2 separate regions of the Homo sapiens genome follow, and region 2 is linked to region 1. Evidence: chromatin loops called from intact Hi-C (ENCODE). Cell type or tissue: CD4-positive, alpha-beta T cell. All regions are shown on one strand. Each heading gives the region's core, and the rest is flanking DNA. Links, peaks and the distances in the headings are about the cores only.

What was found. A loop is a pair of places that touch in the nucleus more often than their neighbours do. Peaks named below come from ENCODE experiments on the same cell type or tissue, not always from the same donor. Only the 100,000 strongest peaks of a DNase experiment are listed, where the experiment ranks them.
Region 2: it touches region 1 in a loop (2.9-fold over the local background); 8 of 110 quality-filtered maps call a loop at or near these places.

The regions. Positions count from the first base shown.
Region 1 is chr6:42,358,929-42,373,761 of GRCh38, reverse strand. It overlaps TRERF1 (transcriptional regulating factor 1), which reads left to right. Exons shown (of 18, transcript NM_001395490.1): 3 at 10,683-10,765. Among named protein-coding and RNA genes, the nearest start is that of TRERF1, 86 kb to the left of the region's middle. RefSeq lists an enhancer at 5,697-5,786. In CD4-positive, alpha-beta T cell, for the core only: no CTCF peak of the experiment used is centred there; DNase peaks (open chromatin) are centred at 3,991, 5,421, 5,941, 6,351 and 1 weaker place; H3K4me3 peaks cover 1,381 bases; H3K27ac peaks cover 2,163 bases.
Region 2 is chr6:42,408,671-42,423,503 of GRCh38, reverse strand. The region is part of intron 2 of TRERF1 (transcriptional regulating factor 1); the gene reads left to right. It also overlaps the pseudogene LOC124901512. Among named protein-coding and RNA genes, the nearest start is that of TRERF1, 36 kb to the left of the region's middle. In CD4-positive, alpha-beta T cell, for the core only: no CTCF peak of the experiment used is centred there; a DNase peak (open chromatin) is centred at 5,633.

The DNA.
Region 1 (14,833 bases), core at 2,702-10,701:
CCTCCCAGGTTCAAGCGATTCTCCTGACTCAGCCCCCTGAGTAGCTGGGATTACAGGCATGTGCCACCACGCCTGGCTAATTTTTTTTGTTTTTTTAGACGGAGTCTCACTCTGTTGCCCAGGCTGGAGTGCAGTGGCGCCATCTCGGCTCACTGCAAGCTCCGCCTCTGGGGTTCATGACATTCTCCTGCCTTAGCCTCCCGAGTAGCTGGGACTACAGGTGCCCGCCACCACACCCAGCTAATTTTTTGTATTTTTAATAGAGACGGGGTTTCACTGTGTTTGCCAGGATGGTCTCGATCTCCTGACCCCATGATCCACCCGCCTTGGCCTCCCAAAGTGCTGGGATTGCAGGTGTGAGCCACCGTGCCCAGCCTAATTTTGTATTTTTAGTAGAGACAGGATTTCTCCATGTTGGTCAGGCTGGTCTTGAACTCCCCACCTCAGGTGATCCACCCACCTGGGCCTCCCAAAGTGCTAGGATTACAGGCGTGAGCCACCGCACCCAGCCTCTTCCCCTTCTTAGGTGACTCAGGATGTGCCCAGTCCACCAGTGCTCCCTTCTTCACAACACTGTGGCTGTTAGAAAGAAGAAAGTGCCCCGGCCACACCAGCAGGATGGCCACTGGTATTTTGACTGTAGCAAGAATAACAAATTATATTTATTGACAGCATTTTATGTGCATCCTCTCATTAAATCTTTACAACAACCATAGCATGGGTACCCTGATTATCCTTGTCTTCATCCTGTTACTGAGGAAAAATGTGGAGCTGAGAGAGGTTAGCAAGCTACCCAGTTGCTCAGCTAGCCAGAGGTAGAGTTGAGCTCAGACCAATTCTGACGTGACTCCCGAACACACACTCTTACCCTTTGCCTGACTCAGGGTCTCATTCCTCCGTAGTGGGGCCCCACCCACCCTGTGGTCAGTGCCACGTGTGTGCTGGCCCACTGCTTGGGATGGTCTTCCTACTTCCTCTCCAGTTGACCCCATTGAACCCATTTTTTGAGACCCAACTCAGATCTCACTTCCTCTGAGACCTTCTCATCCCTCTCCATCTCTCTATTAGGCATCAGTGGCAGGCGATTCTCTGCCATCCCTTGGGATGTTGTCTGGCTGTTTTGAGTGTGCGCATCTCCAAAGTCTCCAATGAGAATCCAGCTTTCTTAGGTGCGAATCCTAGGTCGTGAGTTTTCTTTCACTCAAAAGGTTTAGTTGAAGAGACTTTAAGTTAGTTAGGGGGAAGGGAACTGACTGGGAGGATACAGCACCCAGAGACTGGACTCTAAGTGGTCACAGGGGAATGGTCCTGTGGGGGGAAGCCATTGCCACTCTGAGGCCTGAAGGAACTCCATTGGAAAGAACTGTCCCTGTAGCCCAGTGAGAGCCGTAGCTGTTGGACAGAAGCCTCATGTAGGAGCTGATGGGTTTGAGAACTGGCTTTCTACTTGGTTAGTAAGAGCTCAACAAAAGCCAACAGGGAGGACTTTCTTTAAGGCAAATGAAGAACAGAAGCTAGAGCTGACTCTAGTAGGAGCTTACAGTCTAGTTGAGGGGTTTTTGTTTTTGTTTTTGTTTTTTGAGACTGAATTTTGCTCTGTCACCCAGGCTGGAGTGCAGTGGCTTGATCTCGGCTCACTGCAACCTCTGGCTTCTGGGTTCAAGTGATTCTCATGCCTCAGCCTCCTGAGTAGCTGGGATTACAGGCACCTGCCACCATGCCCGGCTAATTTTTGTATTTTTAGTAGAGACGGGGTTTCACCATGTTGGCCAGGCTGATCTCGAACTCCTGACCTCAAGTGATCCACCCTCCTTGGCCTCCCAAAATGCTGAGATTACAGGGATGAGCCACTGCGCCCAGCCTTAGTTGAGATTTTGAGGGAGGGAAAACAGGCACATACCTCCTACTTAAACAGAACAGTGCTGCTACAGGGCAAGATTTCCCCCTGAGCAGATGAGCTTGCCATATACAAGCACAATGTGGGGGGACATTTAAGGAGACAGAATTGCCAATGGCTTCTTTCTTATAGGACAGGGGCTGAATGCTAGTCCAGCTCTGTAGGGTTCCCCAGAAGGCCTCACACAGGTCACAGATGCATCTGGTTGAGCATGCCAATCTGTGTTTTGGCACTCTTGAAGTCTCAAAGTTCTTTAAAAAGCTACCTCGAGAGCCCCAGAAGTTTGGATACATTGCAAATGTCCTTTGCCTTTGGAGCTGATGCCAAGGAGGGGGTTGAGCATCAGGTCTCTTGGCCTCGGGAACCGCTACATTGGGAGGACCTCAGTCTGCCTCCTGTGTGGGGCTGCTTAATCTCATTTCTTTTTTCTCTATTCCTATTTTGCCACCCACTCCTGTTGGCCTAGATCCTCCTAGACACTGGAAGGGTAGATCAAGTGAGGAAGCATTTGGAAGGAGACACAGCAGATGAAAGGTTGAGAGTTCTTTGTTTAGGCCCTTCTTTGCTGGCCCTTGTGAATTTTGGTAAGTTTCCTTAGAGTTTTCTCTCTGCTAGGCCTTGGACGTGCTCAGAGACACTCCAGTTATCCTGAATGCCTTTTACTTCCCTGAACACATCACCTACCCTCTGACCTCCAGGCCTTTGAACTCTCAGTTCTGTTCTTGCTGCCTAGAGCACTCCGCCACCCCTCTTCACTGCCTTGTAAAACATTAGGGAGCCGTGGGGACTGTGGAGAATCCCACCGTTTGCACTCCATCTAAAGAGTTTCTGGGCTCCTGATTTACAGGTTGTGGGCCTGAGGGTTACTTGGATTGTATGTGGCTGCTCCCCTTTGCAGAGACTCAGAAAGCCTTGGGGAGCATAGCCTGGGAAAAACATAGAGGAAAACAGCGAAAACCAGGGCTCAGAGGAGACACTCAGGAGAGGATAGTGGATCCTCCTCAGGGGCCAGGGAGAGCTGATAGGGGGTGACCTCAGAAGGCCAGAGAGGCTCTGGAAGGGGCTTTATACCTATGTGAGGACATTTCTTCTGCATCTGTTCTTGGGGGCTGGCAGGGCCAAGGGTTGACTTGGGGTCAATGCCAGTGGTAGACTCAGGACCCAGGCCACGCACAGAAGCCAGGAGGGCCTGGCTGGGGAAGACCCTTCATTTTACAGAAAAGAGATAATTCTCTATGCCAGTCTGTGACCTGCTCTGGTACCTTTGCTTTTTAAACTATGTAGGTTTCGGACATCAGATAATGCCTTGGTTCATGGTTTTTGTTTAAAGAGATGGGATCTTGCTATGTTGCCCAGGCACTCAAGTGATTCCCTTGCCTTAGCCTCCCAAGTAGCTGAGACTATAGGCATGTGTCACCATGCCCAGCTCTGGTTCAGGTTTTAAACTATTATTTTTTCTTTGTTATGTAAACAAAACATAACAAAGATAACAAAGAGGAAAGGGAAGTGAAAATAATGTCACCCATAATCCCACCACTCAGATATCGTTTACATTTAGAACCTGGACATGCATACTTCCCAGACAATTTTTTGTGTTTTTATAAATACAGAAGCAAATCAGAGATGCATTTTGTAACCTGCTGTGTGTATGTGTGTATGTGTGATTTGTGTCCATTGAAAAGAATATATGCTTTCCCAAATTCGAATGGTAGGGTATAAAGAGACCCCCCCTTCCCCTGCATCCATCCTTTACCCCCTAATTCTGCTCCTCAGAGGCAGCCTCTTTGAATAGTTGCTGGTATATCGTTGGTAGGGGAGACATTTAGAAGGGATAATGTGTGTGGAATAGCAAAACTGTTAGTATGGCTTGTACAGATGTTTTCATGTGGAGGTCAGGAGGAAGGTGAAGGGTAGGTTTAGAGGGACTGGGAAGTAGTTTGTGGTTACAGAAGAGACTTTCAGAAACTGGAGTTAGAGAAGGAGGAGACGGAGAAGTTTTTAGGCCTGGGTTTTGATTGGATTTGTCATAAGGAGCAGGGTGAGTGAAGGTGAATGCAACAGTGGGCGGGGCCAGATATTGTGAAATTTTACCTCCTGGGTGGAGACTGGGCCAGAGAGGGCAGCAGGTATGCAAATAGACAAGAGACACATCAGGAAGTGGTAATAGTATGATAACTGGTAGATATTTGTAAAATACCTTTGCTTGACAAAACAAAAGTTGGCAGCCCTAGTTAGTCCCCTCTTTTGTTTGTTTGTTTAAAAAAAAAGTTTTAGCAAATCTGTGAATACCAAAAACCTGAGCAAACGTGTAGAACCGGACTGGGTGGGGGTGCAGATTTTAGATTCAGTTCTGGTTTTGGGTCTGACTGACTATGCAGTTTTGGACTCCTCAGTTTGTTTGTTTGTTTGTTCATATTTTTTGAGTTGGAGTCTCGCTCTGTTGCCCAGGTTGGAGTGCAGTGGCTTGATCTTGGCTCATTGCAACCTCTGCCTCCCAGGTTCAAGCGATTCTCATGCCTCAGCTTCCTGAGTAGCTGGGTGGCACCTGCCACCATGCTGGCTAACTTTTGTATTTTTAGTAGAGACGGGGTTTCACCATGTTGGCCAGGCTGGTCTGGAGCTCTTGACCTCAAGTGATCCACCCGCCTTGGCCTCCCAAAGTGCTAGGATCATAGATGTGAGCCACCGTGCCTGGCCTCCTCAGTTTTTTTTAGATCCCAGCCTTCTTATCTGCAGATAAGCAGTTCTCAACCCTGTAGGCACATTAAAATCACTGGGAAACTTATAAAAGGAAACAGTTGATGTCAGAGCCCCACTCCAGACTGAATGTGTCAGAATCTTGGGGAGCCTGGGAATTTTTTTCAGAAATGCAGCTAACATTGGGAACCCCTGGATTCGGGTCATCTTAATTGCTCATTTTAGCCCTAAAATGTTACTATTCTCTGTATTGTATCATATAATTTCATTCCTTTCAGATACTGTGCACAAATGTCATAAACTTCTTACATACCAAGAAGTCATTTTTTAACTAAAAAACTCCCCATAATTCTCATTAGGCCTGTGATATAATGCCTATGTCCTGCAATCAATAAATTAGAATCATAAATGTAGTAAAACATCAAATAATTACTTTTTTGACCCAGAAGTCCAAAGCGTGGACTTTAATCTTTAATTTCTCATTCCCTCATTTTGAAAAAACTACTGCCTGGAGTCCTGGGGCCATCTCTATTTGTAAAGAAGACGCTGAAACATTGAGACATTACTGGAAGTGTCTTTGCTAGAAGAATTGTGTATACCGTAAGTTCCAAATTAGGAGGTCCAGTTTGGGGAAGCTTTATCGGATCTAAATTCTACATGGAGTGGGAGGTGTTTAGAGTCTTGGTGCTTGCTGTTTTATCTTTACCATTGAAGTTCTTGGTTTTGTCTCTTCCTAAATGAGTCATTTTTTTAAAAAGGAACCTAACTTGGGGGGGCGAGGAAACCACTGCGGGAGGTGCTGTGTGGGGGCGCCGAGGAGCCAACCATCAGGAGACTGAGTTTACAGCTGGGCCCTCCACTCAGGAGGGGTAGAGGGACCTGTCCTTGCTGAGGGTGACTCAGAGACAAGTGGGACATAACCTGGTTGGGGAGGTACAATAGGAAGGTATTGATGTTGTGTATTAATCTACCGAGTATTTACTGGAGCACAGCCACCAAGTATACTGCCTGGATGCAGGGCCCATTCCACGGGCACTTGGGAGATTGTGAACAATCTCCCAAGTTTGTCCTCTACTTGAGATGAGACACAGATTGTGTCCACATTTGCCTGCACTTTCAGATAAGTGAACTGAAGTTATCGAGCCCCATACTGGTGTGAGCAATGCAAGTAAAAATGTTAGGGCCAGGCAGGGTGTCAAAGTGGAAGGAGATGGCAGCTGAGGACCCCATTGTGGAATGCTAAAGGGCCCGATGATACAGACGCTGGCCGGGCAGCCAGATGGAGATCAGATCGGGGATGGGAGCTCTGCGGGACCTCTGTGTGTCACTTCCCCTTTCTGTGCTAAGATCTCCCAGCTGAAAAATGGTCCCCTGCTATACACCTCAGTCACCAGGCCCCTGCCAGCTGTTGGGAGTACCTGATGTCCTAGATGCCTGAGTGGGTAGGGGTGGGAGAGAGAGCAGGAGGGGGTGAGCAGAGCCTGGCTTTGGAAACCAGAGCAGCTCCACACATTTTGGCCCAAATCCCTCCCATGCTTGGGGTGAGGAGAAGCCCAGGGTAAGGGTGCCTCCCTACAGCCAGGAAGATCTTGGTGCGGTGGGAGTGTTGGCTCTGCACGCCTCTCCTCCACACAGAGCCCCCAGCAGGGCCGGATTTCATCTTTTCTCAGTGGCGTGCAGCCTCTTGCCATTGTGCATGCGTGTTTTCTAAGTTTGTCACAAACTTCCTGTTTAGGTACAATCAGAGGCTCGGAGCTTTGTGTGTTTTGAAACCCGGGCATTCACCGAGGTCCGGTGCTTCTCTCTTACCAGCAGTGGGGTGGCCTGTTTGTTTCTTTGCGGACTTCTGCCATCCTTCTTTGCAAACCTTCTTGCTGGGAAATGCTCTGTGGCCTCTGTGCTTGTTTCTGTTAGTAAGAGTGGAGAGAGCTGTGAGGTCTGAAGGCTGGAAAGGGGGAGGGGAGCAACACTGAGTGTGCCCCTTATGTAAGGCCAGGCCTGTGCTAGATATTATACTTCTATACACTTAATTTTATTTAGGCCTCACAGTCACTCATGCAGAGCCAGCCTCCAAGAGGTGAAGGCTGACCTGGCTGACGAGGTCAGGATTTGATCGCAGGCCTGACTCCAGTGCTCCTGTGACTTCAGCTAAGTCCTGAGGAGTACAATGCCCCTTTGGTTGCCCCTGGTTTGGGCAGATCCTGATTTCTTATGGGGCATCTTGGTGACAGCATCCCCTTGAAACCTGTGGTTTTCTCTCAGCCCCATGTTACCCAGATCTGCCTGTCTGCCTGGGGTGATCAGATGGCCCTTGAGTGTTTTGCTGATTTTCACCTTTCCCAGGCATCTCCCTCTTGTGGCTCTGGGAATCCCAGAATTGTTAGATGGTGGTCCATAGCTGGTGATCGAAGTGGATCAGTCCAGCTCCTCATTTCCCAAAATAGAATATTCTTTTTCCTGCTTCTGGTTGCCCAGTCCTGACTGTTCTGCCAGTCACCATGAGCTTCTCCACACAGCTGGATTTCTCACATTTCAAGCTCTCCCTTGAAGAAGGAAGAAGAGAGTATATCTATCTATGTCTACAAAAGCATGTGAAAGGGTGGTAAAGGAAGGACACCAAGACCTTGAATATGCAGGTGCAGGAAGAGGAGGGAGGAGCCAAACCCAGCCATCCTCCTCCCCGTTAGAGTGGATGTTAGGAGGTGCCGGACTCTGGTGCCTCCTGCACAGGAAGAATAGGTATGCCTCCCAGCTTCAAGAAGGCCCTGTGTCTCTTCACTTGGCCATCTTGGTTCTCCTACATTTTCTGAAAAACTTCTGGAATCATATCACCTGAGCATCAGAATTGTTCTGTGGATCAAATAACTGAGACACTGTGTTGAGCAGCGGGCAGTTGCAAGCATTGTCAATACACGATTCATTGCCCTCAAGAAGCTGGCAGTCCACATGGGCACAGGGAGCTCTTGCCCAGAGAAGCTAGATGCAGTGAGCTCAGAAGAGCCAGGAGAGCTTGGTAAGCTGGGTTGGTGCCACCCAGCAGACTGCAGGAGAGGGCTGGAGCTGGGTGGCCAGAGGGCAGAGCTGCAGGGGAGGAATGTGCTGGGTGTTAGGACCTTGACGGGGTGCATGGACTGGGCAGGGGATTACAGATGGGGTGAGCAGAGGTACGCATGGGAAACAAGATTGAAGAAGGAGATGTGCACCATTTATGAAGGATCCCAAGGGATGGCTGTGGAGCTTGGAATGTTCCTGTATTGAGGAGCCTCCAAAGCCAAAGCATGGAGCCGGGATTAGTAAATGCAATGCTGTAAGAAGATCCGTCTCGATTTGTGAACTGTAAATGGGCAGTGCTGGGAGGTAACTTAGGAGACATTTATCATGTCAAGAGTTAGGAATGAAATGTTGAGGACTTGGACTAGGGTGGTGGTAGTGTATGTAGAAAAGACGAGAGGGAAGTGGAAGGTTTCAAATCTTAGCTCTGCCACTTGCTACCTGTGTGCCCTTGAGCAAATTACTTCATCTCTTTCAACCTGTTTTGTCATCTATAGATAGAGGCTAAAAACACTTCACAGGACTCTTGTTTGAGGATTTTAACTTGTAACACACCCAGCACTTAGTAGGTGCTCAAGGAATAATGAATCTTCTCATGCGGGAAGAGGCATGGTTTTGTGACTGGGAGGGATTAGGGGAGTGGAGTATGAGGTTCTGAGTCTGGGAGCCCGGGAGAATGATGAAGCCTTCACAGAAAGAGATGGAACTGCTTGGGGCCTTTGAATTCAGCTTTAGGAACTTCTCCTCCTAAACCCTGGCTACTGAGGGCTGTCACAGAAAACCCCACATCCATGCAGATTGTGCCTCTACGAAACCACGGCCTCTGGCTAGAGCAGGGCCCTCTGGGATACTGGCCAGCAGCTGGCTGTCTCCAGTCAGGGTGTGGACTAGGGTGAGAGAGTAAGCCACCTAGGGCAGAAACGTCAGGAGGTGCTGGGTTTCAGGGCCACGCCCGCACTTGATACCCACAGTGGGACGTGCACCCCAGCCTCCTCTCCTGTCTGCCCTTCACCACTCAGGAGACAACCTGGCTTCTGTGTTCACTGAAAATATTACTCCACGGCGAGCCCACTCAGGTTCCCACCTGCCCTCCTGTGTGCTGACCTGCATCTGGGCTCGTTCCCACCTGGTTTCCTTGCACTCAGAGAAAGAGACATCCTTCCTCCTGGCCAGAGAGAACCCTCTCCCTGGACAGGGATCCCCATGCTTCCTGCGGCCCCTGGGACCTCACGCCTCAGTCCTGCAGCAGCAACTTCCTCAGCCCTTCACACCCCTCAGCCTTACCTTCTCTTTTCTCCTCCCCTTACAGATGGATGTGTGGAAATAATCTGCCTTCGCTAACATAGCCCACGCAGGCTGGCCTCCACTGGTGGGGGCTTATGCCTGGTCCAGAGCAGGGACCCGGTGGGTTTGCTGCAGAGGCCTCCTGCCTTCTGCAGGGGCTGCCCTCTCTAAGGTCACCCACGGCTTCCATGTTGCCACACACAACGGACACTTCAGTCCTTATCTGTCTGGGCTCTTTGCTGCTTTTGACACTGGACAGCTTCCTCCTTCTTGCAACTCTCTTTTCTCTTGGCTTCTTTGATTCCATCATACAAAGTCTTTCAACAGCTATTTCTTGAGCACCTACTATGTGCCAGGCTCTGGGCACACCATAATACGATGTCCCTGCTCTCAGGGAATTTACAGTCTAAGGGAAGTGGGGAAAGGGGGATGAAAAAAATAATAAATGTCAGGTGGTAATAAGGGTTGCAAAGAGAAATACAACAGGGAAGGAGGCTAGGAAGGGGGCCGGGGTTTGAGGTGGGCCTCACTGCAAAGGACGTGAGAGCAGAAACCTGTAGGAAGTGACAGATGCCTGGGGGAAGAGTGCTCCAGGGATGGGGAAGAGCAAGTATGGAGGGCTGAGGCAGGAGCCTGCCTGGATGTTTGAGGAAGCCATTGTGGCTGGAGGAAATGGAGGAAGGGCAGAGTAGGAGGAGAAGAGGTCAGGTGTCTCAGTCCATCAGGGAGGAGGCCCAGCCAAGTCATGTGGACTGTGGCCATTTCAAGGACTTTGGCTTTTACTTTGATACAGATGAAATACTACAGGAGTGTTCTGAGCAGAAGAGTGATTTTTAAATGATCACTTAGGCTGCTCTGGGGAGCATGCTGTATTTGTTAGCTTGGGCTGCTATAACCAAGTACCACACACTGGGTGGCTTAAACCACAGATTTATTGTCTCACAGCTCTGGAGGCTGCAAGTCCAAGATCAAGGTGTTGGCAGGGCCATGCTCCTCTGGAGACTCCAGGGAAGGGTCTGTTTCGGGCTCCTTTCCAACTCTGGGTAGCTTCTTGGCTTGTGGCAGAAAACCTCCAATCTTCCAAATATCCCCTTTTTATAAGGACACCAGAGTCATTTTGGATTAGGAACCCCCATCCTACTTCAGTAGGACCTCGTCTTAACTATTTATATCATCAATGACCCTGTTTCCTAATATGACATCTTCAATGACCCTGTCTCCTAATATGCCACATTCTGAGATCCTAGGGGTCAGGATGTCAACATAGGAATCTTGGGGAGACACAGTTCAACCCCCAAGACATGGTTATAGAAAGGTGAGGGGAGGAGTGGGACAACTAATTAGGGGGTTATCACAATAACCTAATGAGAGATGCTGCTTGCTTGGACTAAAGTGGTACCAGTGGAGGTGTCGAGAAACGGTGAGGGTCTGGATATTACTTTACGTTGAAGCTGGCGTCCTTTGCTGATGGATTAGACGTGGGGTGTGAGGGAAAGAGGAAAGCCATGATGACTTGGGTTTAGAGCCTGAATAACCAGAATGAAGTTGAACGTCTTGGTCTCCTAAGTCCTCTTCTCCCCCGGGACCTTCCTCAGCAGCCTTTGCTGGGTCCTCGTCCTGGGTGGGCCCATCAGCTGCTGGGTTCTTCAGGGCTCCATCCCAGGTCACTCCTCCGACCTCTCCCTGATTGATACTCACTGTTCCCATGCTGAAGCCAGATGTCCTGACTGTGCTCTTTGGGTCACTCCTGCAGGCCCTGGCTGTGGAGAATGCTGAAGGAAGAAGACGCAGAAGCAGGACGACCCTGAAAGATTCAGCCTCTTCATCCTCAAACAGGTCGCTTCTCGGGAGTTCTTGGTGTTGGAATATTTTACAGCAAAGCAGTCGTAAGACCATTTCTTGGACCCATATGGTGTGGAGAATGCCCCAGGAAGTGGAGGAGGGCTGCTCTGGGCCTGGACATCCATTAATTTCTAGAAAATTTTCTCTGGGAAATGGTCAGGGATTGTGGATTCACATAATGGTTTTTGGCAGCTTCTGGAATGGGGCGGAGGGTGTCTCTTGATTTTGCAGAGTTGTAAATAGTTGAGGATCCAATGGATGTCCATGGATGGTAGTTCTAGAAGTGTTTAGAAGGATTTAAAAATGTCTGGGATGCAGTGGAGGTGTAGAAGGCCACTGTGGGAAGCTCCACAGAGCCTGCCAGAGGCGGATTGCTGGACTCAGGAGCCTTAGCTGGCCCTGGGGCATTCCTCGCGTTTTTATCAGGTCTGGCCTCATGATCCCTTCCATTCTCAGTTTGTCCCTCCATAAAATGGGCATACAGCTATGATTCCTCTGCCGGGCCTCCCACAAGCTGTTTCAAGGGTCAGTAGTTTGTGCATAAATAGAATTTTAAGCTTTTATTTCAGGTGTAAACCCTGATCCGGCAAGAGATGGCTCCATCCTCCACACATTCTTGGCGACAGTGGGGAAGGGGGGTGGTATCTGATTTGATTATTTCGGTGTGTGTGGTTTTGTTTTCTTGGCATGTGCCACGCTTTCCATTCCTCCTGTATGAGGCTCAGAATTGATTGCTTCGGTTTCTTTTTTATTGTGCCTGATTCTGATTTAATTTTAAAGCCATTGTGTCTCGGGGTTCCAGTCGGAAACACGTGGCTCGTGCAAATGGGGTAATTGAAGAGCGTCTACTGAAGGGAGTCTTTATAAGGATGCAGGCAGAGTTAAGAGAAGCCAAGAAGGGATGCTGAAGCACCCAGGGCCAGCAGTGTCAGGGAGCTGTTACTGTGCCTGGAAGGAAGAGGGAGGGACTGGCTGTCGGGATGGGAAACAGGAGCTGGAGAGGTGTCCCTGGTAGAGGAATGCAATCAACCTACAGCAGCATGGCCAGGAAGGAGCCAAAAGAATAAATATCCTTATTGAACCCCTTGGATCTCCCATCTCCTGATGCCAGTGCCTCCCATTAGGCAGCCTCAGTCAGAGCCAGAAGGCAAGGGAACTGGGTGGATGCTGTCCACGGAGGGCAGAGCCTCTGTGGGGCAGAGCTGCCTGAAGGAGGATGGAGGGTGGATCTGCGGAGCGAATGGGAACAGTCTCACAGAGTCAAGAGTTGCAGGTCACTTGGATTATAAGGACGTTTCTACTTTAGACCAAAAGAGGCTTTTGTGTATGTTTGAGTGAAACTTTGCATTGTGAGGTCAGCTACGTAGATGTGCCGGCTGTGAGGGATGGTAGGAGCAACGGAGATCCCAGTCCTTTTCAGACTTGAAAAGACCCAGGGAAGTCAAGGGATTTGCCCAAGGCCACTCATTAATTCATGAAAGTGTTTCTCGAAAGCCCCTTACATTTTCTCGGGAAAAACAACACAAAACATTTGAAACAGTTTAAAAACAAACAAACAAAAAAACCCAAAAAACAACATAAAACAAAATCTGAGTAAGTGCCAGGAAGAGACTGTGGATTCACACACATCGTAGTCTGTTTGGGCTATTATAACAGAATGCCATAGATGTGGAGGCTTATAACCACCAACAAATCATATTTCTCACAGTTCTGGAGGCTGGAAGTCTGAGATGAGGGTGCCAGTATGGTCAGGTTCTGGTGAGGGTTGCTTTCACGTTGCAGACTGACAACTTCTTGTGTCCTTACGTCATGGAAGGGACCAGAGCTCTCTCAGACCTCCTGAATAAGGGCACTAACCCTGTTCATGAGGGCTTCACCCTCAAGACCTGATCACCTCCCAAAGGCTTCATCCCTAACACTATCACTTTGGGGATTAGGATTCCAACACATGAATCTGGGAGAGACACAAAACATTCAGGCCATAGAAGCTCGTTTCCCATTTATCAGTTTGGATTCTTTCAGGCTGACTACCAAAAATCCTAATTCTGAATACCAGAAAACCTAACTCAGGGGCTCCCACGGCACAATGAATTGATTAATCAGCTCATGTACCTGCCATGTGCAGGGATAGGGTGGACTGCAGGGTGGGTGTGAACCAGCAGCTCAGCAGTATCCTAAACCATCCAGGTTTTTTTTTTTTTTTTTTTTTTTTTTTTTTTAATCTCTCCACTCCTTCCTCCCTGGGTCAGTTCATCCTCAGGCTGGCTTCTGCACCAGACTGGCTCCTGCACCAGGCTGTGGGGAGGCTGGGGGTGTGTAGAGTTCTGGACACTTTGTCAGGGTAGGAGGGAAATAGAACTTGGGAGCCGCAGCTGACATCCACCATACTGTACCACCCATAGAAGTAGAATAATACCTTACTAACTTGGACCAGTCATTGGGGATAATAGTGAGAGGACACTCAACCTTAACTAGTAAAAGTTTGAATCTTCAAGTGTTTTAATGTGGTATAGTGTCAGGCAGGATCTTCCCAAACACATCCTGTTGGAAGCAGTTAGCATCTGTTTTTCAGTATGTCTTAAAACGTACGACCTTCTAGTAGGTTAAATATATCTTCTGAAATCCCGTTTAATTTCTAATTTGCTTATTCAACCTTTTAATAGCCAGAGTAAACACTGAACTCAAATTCTGGGTTGGTGAAGATTAAATTACAGTAATGAGGTTCCTCATTTATAAGCTCATCTATAAAATGGAAATAAGAATAGCACCTACTTTATAGGTTTGCTGTAAGGATTAACTGAGGTGATCTGAGTCAAGCGCTTAGCCCAGTGGATAGCCCAATAAATGTTACCTTTATTAGTGTCATATATTGCCAAATATTGTCACCTTTATGTTTTTATGTGCATGTTTAACTAGAAAATTAATTCTCTTCGTAACAAATATATTATCTGCTGCTGATTAGTTCTGTTAGAGAGGAGGTAAATAAAGGTATTAAAATATTTAGTGTTTATGGATTCTTTTTTTACCGAAGTTTTTTTTTTCTGTTAGAATTCATTTTGGGGGAAGCCTAAATACAGATAAGTTTAAGGAGCATACAACTGAAAATAGATAGAACCTCTAGAATATAGGGATTTTAAAATTTTATGGCAATATGTTCTTATATTCTTAGTTGAAAAATCTCTTAAATAGTTGATGGCCTGTCATGACCTCATGACCTATCCCAGCTGATTTTTGGGGTTTTTTTTGTTGGTTTTTTGGGTGTTTTTTTGAGACGGAGTCTCGCTCTGTCACCAGGCTAGAGTGTTGTGGTGCGATCTCGGCTCACTGCAACCTCCGCCTCCCAGGTTCAAGTGATTCTCCTGCCTGAGCCTCCCGAGTAGCAGGGACTGCAGGCGCACGCCACCGCGCCCAGCTAATTTTTGTATTTTTAGTAGAGATGGGGTTTCACCATGTTGGCCAGGATGGTCTCAATCTCCTGACCTCATAATTCACCCACCTCAGCCTCCCAAAGTGCTGGGATTATAGGCGTGAGCCACTGCACCTAGCGATTTTTTTCCTTATTCTCAGTCTGGAGGCTCTGGAGGGATGAGTGACCCCCGCTTGCCTTTGGTTTCCTGAACCAGCTACACAGTCAGACTGTCCTGGGAGGATGGATGGATTTTCGGATCACTGGGATTGAGTGAGATACTGCAGTACTGAGAAACTAGTCTTGGGCATCCACTTCAGTAGAATTTCAGCTGACAATATGATGAATCATTCCAGAAAGCCTCTGGTGCCACAGGGCTGACCTCTCAGAATCCCAGGAGGGTCAAGCATCTTGATTTGGGGTTCCCAGATTAACGGTGCGGAGAGCACTGGTTGGCACAGGGCCTCCAAAAGCTTTACCACCTGTTCCAGAACCAGGAGGAGGAGGCTTTGACGATGGAGGGGTGAGCATGTAGGGTGCAGCAGGAGAACAGTGTTCCATAGTGGCCAGGAGCTTTGAAGACTACATTCTTCATCCCCACTCCCTGAGTGTTGACTAAAGTTAGACTTCCGTCTTCTGTAGGTTGTTAGTTGCAC
Region 2 (14,833 bases), core at 2,474-10,473, 50 kb before region 1:
TGTGTGATTCCTTGTCTCGGGGCTGCTTTCACCGTAAGGGGGACGTAGATGTGGCTGGGTGATGGGGCCTTCTCGGTTTGGTTCCAGGGTTAGCAAGCAGAGCTAGTTTAGAAATGAGTAAGAAAGGGGCACTTTCTGGTTTTAAGTTTTGGCTCAAATATGCGTACTGAAACTCTTCCTCACTTTCGCTCTTCTTATTTGATGAGTTCCATGGCATCCTAATTTGTGGAAGGACAAAGAAGGAACATGTTTGTATGAGAGAACCAGCTTTTCGAGTAGAGTTACGGATGGGCTGGAAGAAACCAAGATGAGTTCCTCTGGGGATGGATAAAGCATCCTGCATGAAGGTTCAAAAAGATGCCCATGGCTGGGCACGGTGGCTCATGCCTGTAATCCCAGCACTATGGGAGGCAGAGGCAAGCAGATCACCTGAGGTCAGGAGTTCGAGACCAGCCTGACTAACATGGAGAAACCCTGTCTCTACTAAAAATACAAAATTAGCCAGGCGTGGTGGCGCATGCCTGTAATCCCAGCTACTCGGGAGGCTGAGGCAGGAGAATCACTTGAACCCGGGAGATGGAGGTTGTGGTGAGCCAAGATCGCGCCATTGCACTCCAGCCTGGGCAACAAGAGCGAAACTCCATCTCAAAAAAAAAAAGATGCTCACGCCAGGCTGCTTGAGCTGAGGCTGTGGGGCTGTGGAGAGGCCATGGGAGAAGTAGGGCAGCTGCTAGATGATCATGGCCATCCTGGACGGCAGTGATGGAAGGGGCACAGAGTGCAGGGGAAGGAGTTGGGCAGAAAGGGGTGGAGCGAAGGGGGATTGGGCAGCCCTATCTCGTGAAATTACTGCTTGAGAGAATGAAGGATGTTTCATATGTGAGACTCTGAGGTGGAAGGTGGAGCAGAGTAGATCTGCATGGTTCCAGAAGGTAAAGCTAGAAGTGAAAGGTGGAAGGTATGGCAGGAGATTTGTATTTTTTTTTTTTTTTTTTTTTTGGAGACAGGGTCTGGCTCTGTTGCCCAGGCACGATCTCGGCTCACTGCAACCTTCGCCTCCTGGGCACAAGTGATCCACCCACCTCAGCCTTCTGAATAGCTGGAACTACAGGCATACGCCACCATACTTGGCTAACTTGTATTTTTTGTAGAGACAGGGTTTTGTCATGTTGGCCAGGCTGTTCTTGAACTCCTGAGCTCAAGCAATCTGCCTGCCTTGGCCTCCCAGAGTGCCAGGATTACAGGTGTGAGCCACTGTGCCCGGCTAGGAGGAGAGATTTGGTCTTAGTATAAGTTAGTGTTTTTCTTTTCTTTTCTTTCTTTTTTTTTAATGAGATGGAGTCTCACTCTGTCTCCCAGGCTAGAGTGCAGTGGCATGATCTTGGCTCACTGCAACCTCTGTCTCCTGGGTTCAAACGATTCTTCCTGCCTCAGCCTCCCACATAGCTGGGACTACAGGTGCACGCCACCACGCCTGGCTAATTTTTTTTGTATTTTTAGTAGAGAGAGGGTTTCACCATGTTGGCCAGGTTGGTCTCGAACTCCTGACCTCAAGTGAGCCGCCTGGCTCAGCCTCCCAAAGTGCTGGGATTACAGGCGTGAGCCACCACACGCGGCCAGTGTTTCTCAAACTGTGATTTGCAATCTATTTGTCAGTTGTGCAATCAAGTTAGTGATCAAGACCAGCAATTTTATTTATTTAATTTAATTAATTAATTAATTAATTAATTTTGAGACAGCATTGCTCTGTCGCCCAGGCTGGAGTGTAACTGCACGATCTCAGTTTATTGCAACCTCTGCCTCTGGGGTTCAAGCAGTTCTCCTGCCTCAGCCTCCCGATTAGCCGGGACTACAGGCGTGCACCACCATGCCTGGCTAACTTTTTGTATTTTAGTAGAGACGGGGTCTTGCCATTTTGTCTAGGCTGGTTTTGAACTCCTGAGTTCAGGCAATCCGCCTGCCTCAGCCTCCCAAAGTGTTAGGATTACAGGAGTGAGCCACTGTGCCCAGCCAAGACCAGCAGTTTTTAAAAAGGAAATGAATAGAAAGGAAAGAGGAAAGTAGGGAAAAAAAAGTCTGAGTGGACCAGATGAACATGGGTCAGCATTTGTTTCTTGAAAATATTTGTCTAGTTTTATATATTTATGTGTATATAGAGATATTTTATGTGCTGGGTCATGATATAAAGTGTAATTAATTAGTGAGAGTAAGAATGGAAAAAAGTTTGAAAGCCATTGTTCCAAGCTACCATTTAATAATATTACCTGCTGTTTATTGATCACTTAGACTACTATGGAAGGCACTTTGCCAAGTGCGCTCTATACATTCACTCATTGAAATCTCACAACGACCCAATGAGGTAGGCATTAGTGTTACCATTACAGAGATGAGGAAATTCAAGTTCAAAGAGACTGAATGACTTTCCCAGGGTCATGGAGCATGTAAGAGGCTGAGCCTGGAATTGAACCTGAGCCCAGCTTTCTCAAAAGCCTGTGCATATTCACTACCTTCTACTGTAGGAAGAACCGTGGATGGAGCTGTCCTCCAAAATGGCCTGGGCTGTCTGGAAAAGGGCTGAAAAAGCGGGAAGTGTTCGGGCAGAGGCTGGGTGGCCCCCTGTCAGGGACAGTGGAAGCAGAATTCTTGTCCACCTTCTTCTACCTCAGTGGGAGATTGGATTGGATCATAGTAATCCCCCCATGACTTACATGACAGCATCCAAGACTCATCCTGTACCATCACTCTAAAGTCAATCCCAACTCCTGGGTTTGATTCTTGATTGAAATATGATTTAATTAAACATATTTAGGTTTGTTTATAGGTGAGATTTTCTTTTAATAAGTTTCCTGATTTTTCTGTAACAAATGTACATTTATTTTATGATTTTAAAAGTTATTAAAAATAAAATGTTTTCTGATTCTCTCTAATAAGCATGAATTAACTTTATAATTTCTATAATTTAAAAAAGTCATTAAAAATAAAATACCGCAATGCAACAAAAAACTCTAATTAAGAATTCTTCCTGGCAAGTTTTTGAGAGGCTGCCGGCAGCATTCTGTTCCTCCTCTTGTGTGGGCTGGGGAAGCTCTGGGTGGACCACGGGAGGCGATTGGTGGATGGGTTCTTTGTGGACTGGAGCTTCTTATCAGGTTCCTGGACCAGCCCATCCTCCCTGCAGAGACCAGGATGAGGCAGGGGCCATAGTTTAGGGGGCCTCTTTTCTGTTTTAGCTACAAAGTGAAGTGCCTATTGATTCTGCTTAAAGCTGGAAAGGATCTGAGAAAGTATCTCCACTAACCCCTTCATTTAGGGAAGAGGAAACTAAGTCCTGGGAAGGGAGGTGACTTTGCTTTGCCGTCCTCCCATCTCATGGATAGCAGAACAGGAGAAGCTCCTAGGTAGGTTAAATCACATTGCTTCCCCAAGAGAAAGAGGGCGCTAGAGGTTGGTTGAGGTTGTGGGGAGAATAAAGAACAAATAAAAGACAAATCTTCTAATGCTAATTTCATTGAGGAATTCCAAAATGGAGGTGAAGGGAGTGTGATTTAGTGGAAAGAACCTCTGCTTGGCAGTTGGGGGACCTGAGCTGTGGTTTCAGCATTAACACCCAGTGTGTAATCTCAGGTGAGTTACCCACCCGTGGCCATTGGAGGACAGGTTAATTCTTGTTCCTCACATTCTGCCCAGTCAACACCACGGCAGGAGTGCTTGCCCTGAGCAGGGTACATCCTCAGCCTTGTTTCCTTCCAGAGCCAATGACCTAATCCCCACCATGGAGTTGTCATTAGTTATGTGCTGTAGAACTGTGGGCCCAAGTATAGGACATTCTCCAAATCCGTGGGTGCCAGCCACTAGGGACCTTAAGGTTTGGTTGCTGCATAAGCTTGGAGTGCTATATCTCCTCTTGTAGCAGCTCTCAAGTTCAGGGATTGTGTCTTGTGAATCCCCCCAGTGTATAGTAAGGTGCTGAGGTTCTGCGCACTTTAGAACCCTAATTTGTTGGCACATGTTGGGGGATGGGTAGGAGGGTTAATTTTGTGAGTCGCATGGAGGTGGGGTCCAGGTCTGCCTTCGGACATGCAGGCCACAGGCATGCGCTTGAAACACAGGCTGCCTGATTTCAGAATCGAGCCATGATGGGGAGCACTGTGGTTTGTGAGGGGGGTTGATCTGAACCGGTCACTCTGTGCCTAAGCAGGTGACCTGAGTGAGGAGAGGGGACTCAGCAGAAGCCGGGGCGGGGGGTGGGGTGGGGCGGTGGGGGGAAGTAGAAACTTCTTCCAGGTTTTGAATTATCTAAAGAGATGGAGACAGGAAAGAAGTCTCTGGGATTGTGGCAGTTCATATCAGTTTCCAGAATCTTCTCAAATAGTTCGTTTAAAAAGCTACTACTTTTCTCTGGCACGGGCCATCCTGGATATGGGATTCTCACTGGTTAAGTGCATTTTCCCTTGACCCGGGTTGTAACGTAGCTTGACTGATGGCCTCAGCTGGGAGGAGAAGTGAATGCATTGTTGTTCAGGTTTGTTTTACACCCTGTTATCAAGGCTAATAATATGATGCTTTAAGGCTTTATGACTTGATTAGTGGCATCAGTACTTGAAAGAGCTGGCTTAGGGCACTGTGAGAGGTTACATGAAGGTAATTAGACAGCAGTTGTGAAATGCAGGGGGTGGTTTCCATTTACTATTGGCTTTAAGGCAGCCCTGCCTGTTACTGAACCCCCAGCATGAATCTTTTGAATAGAAAATGAGTTGATTAGTTTGGGTGCTCTGCCGCAGGCCACAGGCAGCCCCCAGTTCTCTCTCTGCCTGTGGTTAGTGCCCTTAATCAACTACCTACGAGCCCACTAGAGCCTTAGTATAATCTAGTACTCAAAGCACAGTCCCTGCACCAGCAGCATCACCTGGGAGCTGTTTAGAAATAAACGCAGGGCCAGGCACGGTGGCTCACGCCTGTAACCCCAGCACTTTGGGAGGCTGAGGCGGGTGGATCACCTGATGTCAGGAGTTCGAGACCAGCCTGGCCAACATGGTGAAACCCCATGTCTACTGAAAATACAAAAAATTAGTCAGGCATGGTGGCATGTGCCTGTAATCCCAGCTACTCAGGAGGCTGAGGTAGGAGAATTGCTTGAACCCGGGAGGCAGAGGTTGCAGTGAGCCAAGATCGCGCCATTGAACTCTAGCTGGGGCTACAAGAGCGAAACTCCATCTCGGAAAAAAAAAAAAAAAAAAGAAAGAAAGAAAGAGCAAAACTCCATCTCAAAAAAAAAAAAAAAAAAAGGAAAGAAAAAGAAAGAAGGAGAGAAAGAGAGAAAGAACGAATGAACCAACGAACCAACCTCTGGTCCCATCCACAGTTGTGTAATCAGAATCTGCAGTTTTAACAAGACCTTCAGGTGATTGGGTGCACGTCAAGTTTGAGAAGTGCTGGGCTAGCACAGATGCCCCCTGAGGTTAGAGATTTGTGGCAATGTGGTTTTTATTGTGTAGTGCAGTAAAAGATTTAAACCCTAGTGCTGTGGTATGATTCCAGTCTGCTCTCTGTCATTAGAGCCTGGAATTGTATGTGTGTGTGTTCATTGTCACTTGTGGCATCAGCGCAGGGTTGTGGTTTATTCACCCTCTGCAGCTCACCGAGTTCTTGGCGCAGCTAGCCATTTCTTTGAATGCAAGTCTGGCATCATAGACTGTTGGGGGGGTGTGACCAAAACACCACTTTCTTCCTGTTACTCCCTGGAGCCCACAGGGGCTCTGGTTGTCTGCTGTGTCATGTCCAAACCTCTTGCTGGGGCTCCAGGGCCCATGTGTTCCAGGTTTATCTGGCCCCTGCTCTGGCCAGGCAGATGGGCAGATGCCGGTCTTCAGCCTTGCCCTCTGTCTCTTGCTGGATGTGGGTTTCCTGGCCGGCCAGTCGTTCCTCCTCTTTATACCCTTGGACCACTCTCTGCTGCACTGTTTAGTGCCTCATCATACTGGGCTGTTTCCTGGGGGGCTTTTTGTTAATTGTGGACAGGTCCTAACCCTTCACTCAGGTGACACACTCTTAGAGGGCAGGACCGGTGTATAACAGGTGCCTCAGCCTCTGCCGGGTGCCTGGTGGACAGGCATACACATGGATCCCTTCATACTGTGCATAGGAGGCAGAGGATTTGGAGTGAGTGGAGTGGGGTCCGTGGGGTAGGGGCTGGTGAAGGCTCAGAAAAAGAAGCCCAGACAAAATTAGAAGGGCCTCCACTGAGAGGGGAATGGGCCATTTGGCTACATAAGAGAAGGTAAGGCGAGTTTCAGCAGTCCTTCCCTGATGGCATTGGAGATGGGGTGGGCAGGGTTAGCCCCCATGTTGCTTTGGAGTATGTTTCTGGTTTGTTGCAAACCTGTCTGTCCTCTTTTTTTGTGAGTCTGTTGGTGAGAAAAGATGAGGCCTTAAAAAGGGCAGGGAGGAGGGGTGCAGTAGCTAGGAACCAGGCTGGCTGGGCGTTGTCCTGGTAAGGTTTGGGGTGGAGGCTATATTTACTTCTTATAGTGATGCTGGTAGGATCTTTTTCTATGTTTAGAAATAGTTTATATAACATGAAAGTATGTGTTCTTAAAAAAAACACACACAAAAAACCCAGACACTAGAATAGAATAAAATTTTAACAGACCAATTACCATAGAAGAAATGGAGAAAGTTATCAGAGCTATTCCTTAAAATAGTCCCAGGACCAGATGGTTTCACAGGTAAATGTTTTCAAATATTGAAGGTACAGGTGATTCTAATGCCATTTACATTGTCCTAAAGCAGAGAAAGAGCGCTTAAATTCTTTTTATGAAGCTAGTGTAACAAAATGTGACAAAAAAACAGGTGTGCACACAGAGCCACAAAGTGGTCTCTGTTTTGAATACTGAAGATGCGACATTCTAATAACATAATTAGAACCCAGCAGCCCATTTAAAGAACTCCATGGTCACGGGAGTTCCAGAACAGGAAGGTAAGGATAGGTTAACTTTAGGATTTCTGTTAATAAAAATTCATTGTATTAAAGGATCTAAGGAGAAAATAAGATGCTGAAAAGGTTTATGAAAAATTACACATCCGTTTCTAATAAAAACTGCTATAGAAATAATTGGATACCTCCTCAACATGGGAAAATACATTTTTGTCAAGCAAGTAGCCAAAATTTTGCTTAGTATTAAAATGGTGAATGCTAGATGCATTCCCATTAAAATCCCGATTAAACACCATAATTATATAACCTTGTTCTGGTGGGGATAAGCTGGTGTAATTAGATAAGAGGTATAAAACCTAGAAGGAAAAGGCAAAACTAAAAGACAAACAAGAGAATTCAGTAAGGTAGTTTGGTGCATAGTTAATGCACAAAAATCAGTAGTACTCCCCCATAAATATCCAGCTAGAAAATATGATGGAAGAAAAAAAATCCCACTTGTATAAGCAACAGAAGAGATAAAATATCTAGTTATAAGCTTAATAAAATTATATTAACATATAATCTCAGCACTACCAACGGGCATAAAAGACTTAAAGAGAAAAATAATATAATCTTGGCTAGAAAGAGTCAGTGTTATAAAAGTGTCACTTTTCCTATACATGTGAAGTGTGATCATAATAAAATTACCACTAGGATTATTTTGGGTGTAGAAAAGCTGGTTCTAAGTTCATATGGAAAAATTAGCATGCATGAAAAATATAAAAAAGAAAAAGGAAGTTCTAGCTCTGATACATGGTAAACATTTTAAAAAACTACAATAACTAAGATCACTTGGTACTAATTGGCTGAATAAGTGATGGGACAGAATAGTGAGCCCAAAATAAATAAGGGTGTGTGTATACATGTGTGTATTTTGTGATAAACGCAGTATTTCAAATGTATGGAAAAATATAGGATCTTCATAACCAGATAGCTATCTGAGAGATAAGAAAGAGCAGGATCCCTAATACATGCCTTAGACCAGAATAAGCCTATCAAACATAGGTCAAATGGTTAAATAAAGAATGAAAGCGTAAAAGCCATAGAAGAATTTTTCTGTTGTCTTGGAGTAGAGAGACCTTCCTAAGTTTGACACAAATCCCAGAAGCTATAACATAAAAGACTGATACATTTGACAACATCAAAATGAGATCCACTTCATAAGAGTAACACTGTAAACAAAGTCAAAAGATACATGATAATCTGAGAAAAATAATTTGGAAAAAATATGATAAAAGGAGTTAATTTTCTTAATATACAAAGAGCCCTTAAAAATAAATAAAAAGGGTCATTAATTGAAAAATGGGCAAAAGGACATGGATAGAAATTCACAGAAAAGAAGTGTAAGTGGTTCTTAAATATATGAAAAGACCCACAACCCTCTTATAATAAAAAGTACAAATCAGAGCTGCAATAAGAAGGCATTTGTAACCTATCAGATTGGAAGAGATCAAAATATTTAATAATACACTGATTTGGTGACAGTGTAAAGAAAAATTACTTTCATACATTGCTGGTGAGAGTAAATGGATACGATTGCTTTGGAAGGCAATTTGTGATATTTATCTAAATTATGAATGCCCATCTCTTAGAACCCAGCAGTTCCACTAATAGGTATCTGTCCTAGAGAAACACTCACATGTACAATGTTCATTGGACATTATTGTAATCATGGAAAATTGAAGACAACAATGTAAATATCCATCAGTGGGAGATGGGCTAAATAAAACCTGGGTTGTTCAGACCTTTAGTGCGTCAATAAAATACCTTAGTGGGTTTTGACACCGTGTGAAACAAAAGAATAGAAGATAACGGAGTGCATTGCACATAATGTGGCTGAATAATTGGTGAGCTTTTGTTTCAGTTTTGTGTATTCACAAATGTGAACTGGATTGCAATGTAAAGTGTATTTCTTACTGTGTGATTCAGTCAAAAAAGTTGGAAAACACTGCAAGAGTAGTTAAAAGGAATATATTAAGTTAGTAACTAGTCGTAAGACTAGATCTCAGAAACGTAATTTGGAGTGAAAAAAGCAAGTTGCAGAGTAATAGTACAGGGTGACACTATTTTTGAAAAAAGAAAACGCACAAAACGATATCATGTTTTTGACAGTATAATATTTTTGATGGAATCACTTATTCATGCAAAAGAGGCCTGAAAGCTGTGAACCAGGCTTGTAACAGAGGTGCCCTCTTGGGACAGAGTGGTATTGAGAGAGGCCTACACTTTATGGCGCATTAAAAAAAAGTGTGAATGTTTTGCCTGTATATTTAAGTGGCTAAAAAATGTTTACACATTATTGAAAGACCCTCCAAGGATGCTTTAAGTCCAGATGCTTTCCCCTTGGTTGTTTTTCACTTACTTGTTGCTGCTCAGTTTGTGTCTCTCCTTTTGCTTTCATTTGGGTGTCTTGTAAATTTTTAAGTACCGCCCTGTTGATTTTGTCTTTCAAAGTTATTATCTGAAGATTGCACATAAAATTCCTTGTATCAGTGGCACTTTTATTGGGTCTTTGTGTTTCTTTTCTAACTTTTCCAGTTTATTCCTTTGAAATTAATTGGGCCCATGGTTTATTAATTTCACGAAAAATTTTCTTCCCCAAAGGGCCAACTTTTGGCTTTCCTTCTCTTCCCTGACATTTGCTCACATTCTTGTTACTTGTATTTTCACTTTTAATTTTTCTTTTATCTTTCATTTTTTTCTTATGTAAATTTTGGCCAACGCAAGCACAGCAGTGCTTCTCAAACTTTAAGGTGCACACGAAGCTCCTTGGGTCTAGAGCTCTTGTTAAAACGCAGATTCTGGGCTGCCGCGGTGGCCCACGCCTGTAATCCCAACACTTTGGGAGGCTGTGGCGGGCGGATCACGAGGTCAAGAGATCAAGACCATCCTGGCCAACATGGTGAAACCCCATCTCTACTAAAAATACAAAAATTAGCTGGGCATGGTGGCGCGCACCTATAGACCCAGCTACTCAGGAGGCTGAGGCAGGAGAATCACTTGAACCCAAGAGGCGGAGGTTGCAGTGAGCTGAGATAGTGCCTCTGCACTCCAGCCTGGTGACAGAGTAAGACTCTGTCTCAAAAAAAAAAAAAAAAAAAATGCAGATTCTGATCCAGTAAGTGCGAATGAGGCCCCAGATGCGTTTCTAACCAGCTCCAGATGGGGTCTACCTTTGGGGAGTGAGAAAGTAGAGAAAATGATACCTGTTCCTCCACTGATATTAGGTGGAGGATATTAAGTGATATTAAGTGATACTAAGTACCCAAGTATCCAGTATTGAACGAATACACCAACTGTTAAAAAGATGATACTTCTAACTATTGCAATGAAATTCATCCTGTTTTCTATTGAAGTGGTGAAGATGAGATGCCCTGACCCACCTAATCACTTTTTTTGGCTTCATTAGTGGCCGTATTCTTTCTAGATGGTCCGAGAGGGTAGAAGATGGTTTGTGGCTACAAAATTTCTTTGGGCACATTTGGTCGGTTGACCTGACTGCTTTGGCTAAGCATTGCTGTCCTAGCCTCCACTGATTTAGCTGAGTTTTCTTTTCTTTTTATTTATTTTTGACACAGGGCCCCACCCTGTCACCCAGATTGGAGTACAATGGCACAGCCATAGTTCACTGACTCAGACTCCTCACAGCTTCAGACTTCTGGGTTCAAGTGATCCTCCCACCTCAGCCTCCCTAGTAGCTGGGATGACAGACACATGGCTGTCATGTCTGGCTAATTTTTTTAAATTAATTAATTTTTTTTTGTTTTTGTAGAGACAAGCATCTCACCATGTTTCCCAGGCTGATCTTGAACTCCTGGCCTCAAGTGATCCTCCTGCCTCAGCTTCCCAAAGTTCTGGGATTACAGGCATGAGCCGTCATGCCCCACCACTGAGCTGACTTTGTAGGTCCATTTGGATCAGTTAGTTGTTAGTTGTTCTTAACATTTTTGGTGGCTGACAGACTTCTTTGGGAATATGATGGAGGCCATGGACTTTCTCTTCAGAAACATTCCCCAATTTTGTATTCATGCACACCAAACTCCTGGTTTTTATTTCGCCTGTGTGAGCTGCAAACCTCCTAAAGCCTGGCTAGTTATGACCATACATAGGACCCCTGATTTAAATGGTGCTGTTAAGACTGTACTTTCAGGAATCATTTCTATAGTTCATTACTAGAGAAATTTCTCTGAACATGTAGAGCACCAGAAAATATTTTTAAAGATTTCTTTAGGCTGGGCGTGGTGGCTCACGCCTGTAATCCCAGCACTTTGGGAGGCCGAAGTGGGCGGATCATCTGAGGTCGGGAGTTCGAGACCAGCCTGACTAACATGGAGAAACCCTGTCTCTACTGAAAATACCAAAATTAGCCAGGCATGGTGGCGCATGCCTGTAATCCCAGCTACTTGGGAGGCTGAGGCAGGAGAATCGTTTGAACCCGGGAGGCGGAGTTTGTGGTGAGCCGAGATCGCACCATTGCACTCCAGCCTGGGCAACAAGAGCAAAACTCCGTCTCAAAAAAAAAAAAAAAAAGGATTTTTTAAAAAAATTCAAATAATTGGTGGTGTTAAGGCAAAGAATCCCCAAATGAAAAACAGAATCCACGGTGTCTGCAGAAGCCATCTGGTCCAGCCGTGTTCATTTACAGATAAGAAAACCAAAGGCCAAGATTTTCAGACATTTATTCAAAGTCAGATTCTCCATGTTCCACAGCCTCCCTCCCATTCTGAGTGCAGCTGATGTTGCCCATGGTGGGAAGCCTGTGTCACTACACGTTGGTTCTCTGTGGGGTCTGTTGGGCTGAGTGGTGCACACCCATCCAGACCCTGCCTGCCTCATCCCTGGTGAGGGCAGCTCCTTGGCTTATTTCCTTCAGCCAAGCCCTGCCCTCAGGTCTTATAGTCATGTCTGGTCTGAGGAAACGGAGACTCAGATCCCTTCTGGCTAGGATTCTGGGCTCAGACACTATTCTGGCTTTGACATGGCAGGGCCTCCTGCCTCGTTCCTGTGTCCCGTTTCCTTCTCTGAGTCTCAGTTCTTCTAAGAGGCTTCTGTGTTAGTTCCTGTTCTGCTAACGTGCCTGATATCCAGGTCCCGAATTGGGACCAAGACCCTGTCCTGTCCCTTTGTTAGTGATAACCAGGTGTGGTGGGGAGACATGGGTTTGAATTCTAGCTCATCTGCTTACTGGCTGTGTGACTCTGGGTAAATTACTTAACCCTCCCGGACCTCAGTTTCTTTATGTATGAGACAGGAGCAATAGAATATACCTGACAGGGTGGTCATAGAACCAGTGCACAGTGTTTATTGATAACTAGTAGCTGGCATCACTAGTCCTACTCTCAGGGGTTGGAATCTTGCCCAGTCCAGCCGGATGGATGGAGCCTTAGTAACCTTCAATAGATGTCCTGATGCCTGAGTTGCAGAGGGTTGCCCATCCTGACTTCCCCCATCATAGAGCTTTGCCCACTTGTTGGGACTATTCATAATTTTGTTCTAGGCTGTCCCCTTCCCCACAGTCCCTGTGAGCCCAGCCAGCTAGAGATTGCCAGCATCTCTCCAGACAGGAGGCCTGCCCACTGGACCACAGCTTCTCTGTATGTGCTTGGAACTGAGTGGGCTTGTCCATGCCCTGCTCATTTCAAGAAGGAAATTACAGATCAATTTCATGTAAACACACAGCTGCAGAAGTCATCAGTGGAATAAATAAATAGGTGAATGACTTAACTAGGAAATGTTTATTGCACATCTACCATCCAGTAGCCATAGTAGTTAGCCCTGGTGATATACCATGTCTCTGTCCTCAGGGCACTGAGTCCTGAGGGGAATCAGACACATGGCCATTGATTGATTGCATTACAGTCCCTGTGTTAAATGAATGTGGTGATGGAGGGAGGGGGGACTGAGGAGCCTCCAACTCTACTTCAGAAAGGCGAGGGTAAAAAAATAAAGGTGAGGTTTGGGAAGGCTTCACAGAGGAGATGTTTGATTTGGGTTTTGGAGGTTGATATCTCAGTATTCTTTATTAATTTTTCCAGATGAATTTTATGGTCACTGAATGGGCTCTTTAAAAAATGAGTGTTGAGATCAGGTACAGTGGCTCACGCCTGTAATCCCAGCCCTTTGGGAACCTGACAGGGGAGGATTGCTTGAGCCCAGGAGTTCTAGACTAGTCTGGGCAACATAGTGAGACCCCATCTCTACAGAAAGTTAAAAAAAAAATTAGCCAGGCACAGTGGTGCATACCTGTGATTCCAGCTATTTGGGAGGAATCGCATGGTGGGAGGATTGCTTGAGCCCCAGAGGCTGAGACTCTGTGAGCCCTGATCATGCCACAGCACTCCAGCTTAGGTGACAGAGTGAGACCCTGTCTCAAAAAAAGAGTCTTGAAATATCACCAAGCAAGGCTCGTCTCAGGAATATAAGTCTGATTCAACACAGAGAGGCCAATATTAATAGAAAGAAATCATAAAAATCGGAATACCTATTATTCAGCACGGTGCCTGAAATATAATCAGTCAACAAATGTTTGATGGATGAATGAATTTGGTCTCAGTGGATGTAGAAAAATACTGGAAATAATTACATATGCATTATAAAGCATCAGAAGAGTAAAAAAATAGGTGTGTTGGGGGATTTACCCCTATGTAGGATAAAGAGCCTGTTTGTGTATAACCGTGTAGCAATCCTTACACAGGGGCTGCAGATACTGAGTGGGGAAATACTAGAAGTGTGCCCTGAAAAACAGGAACTAAACCAAAATGCCCCTTATCTCTACTCTTATTTAACATAGTTTAACAGATGCTTGTCATAACAATATAGGAACAAAGAGAAACTAGAGGGATTGGTATAGGGAAGGAAGAGATAAAAATATCGCTGTTTGCAAATGACACAATTTTTATTCAAAGAAAATTACAAAATCCTACATGGCTGCTTCTGATCAGAAATTAAAGCATTAAAGGGTCAGCATTCCAAAGTTTATGCCTAGATTTCATGCCCTTTTGGCATTTAAAATTCCAGTGAAATACTTCATAATGCAAGAACATGATAATTATAATAATAATCAGGAAAAATTGGTGGACATGCATATCAAAGGATGTTTTGAAAATCTTTTAGGAGCAAGACTTCTCTAAGCAAACAAGGCAGGCAAGCAGTAGTTATTAAAATTGTACAATAGTAGGATAAAGCAGGAAAATGGAAGATCAGTACAATAAATAGATCTAAATGAATGGAAGACATTTATTTATTTATTTATTTTGAGACTGGGTCTCACTGCACCCAGGCTGGAGTGCAGTGGCGTGATCACGGCTCACTGCAGCCTCAACTTCCTGGGCGCAGGCAATCTTCCCACCTCAGCCTCTTGAGTAGCTGGGACTACAGGCATACACCACCATGCCCAGCTAATTTTTTGTAGAGACAGGATTTTGTCATGTTGCCTGGGATGGTCTTGAACTCCTGGGCTCAATTATCTTCCTGCTTCAGCCTCCCGAATTGTTGGGATTACAGGCATGAGCCACCGCGCCTGACCTGGAAGACATTTATATATGACAAATTTGGAGAGGCAAACAATAGTGAAAGAAATAATTTTACAATAAATAGCTCTTGGGAAAAACTAGATAACAGTGTGGAAAAAGTGAACTCAGATTTATATCTCACATCATATGTTATAAATTTTAGATGTATTAAAAAGTTAGTTTTACAAACTCTTAAAACTCAGAGGAAGCAGGTGGTATTTTTTCCTCGAGAGCAAATGTGTTTGAAAATTCCATAAAAATGATCATTAATGGAATGAGATGTGTTCAACTATAAAGGAATAAAATCTATAAGATAAAAATAATAAAATCATGTTAAAGGATGTCAGGG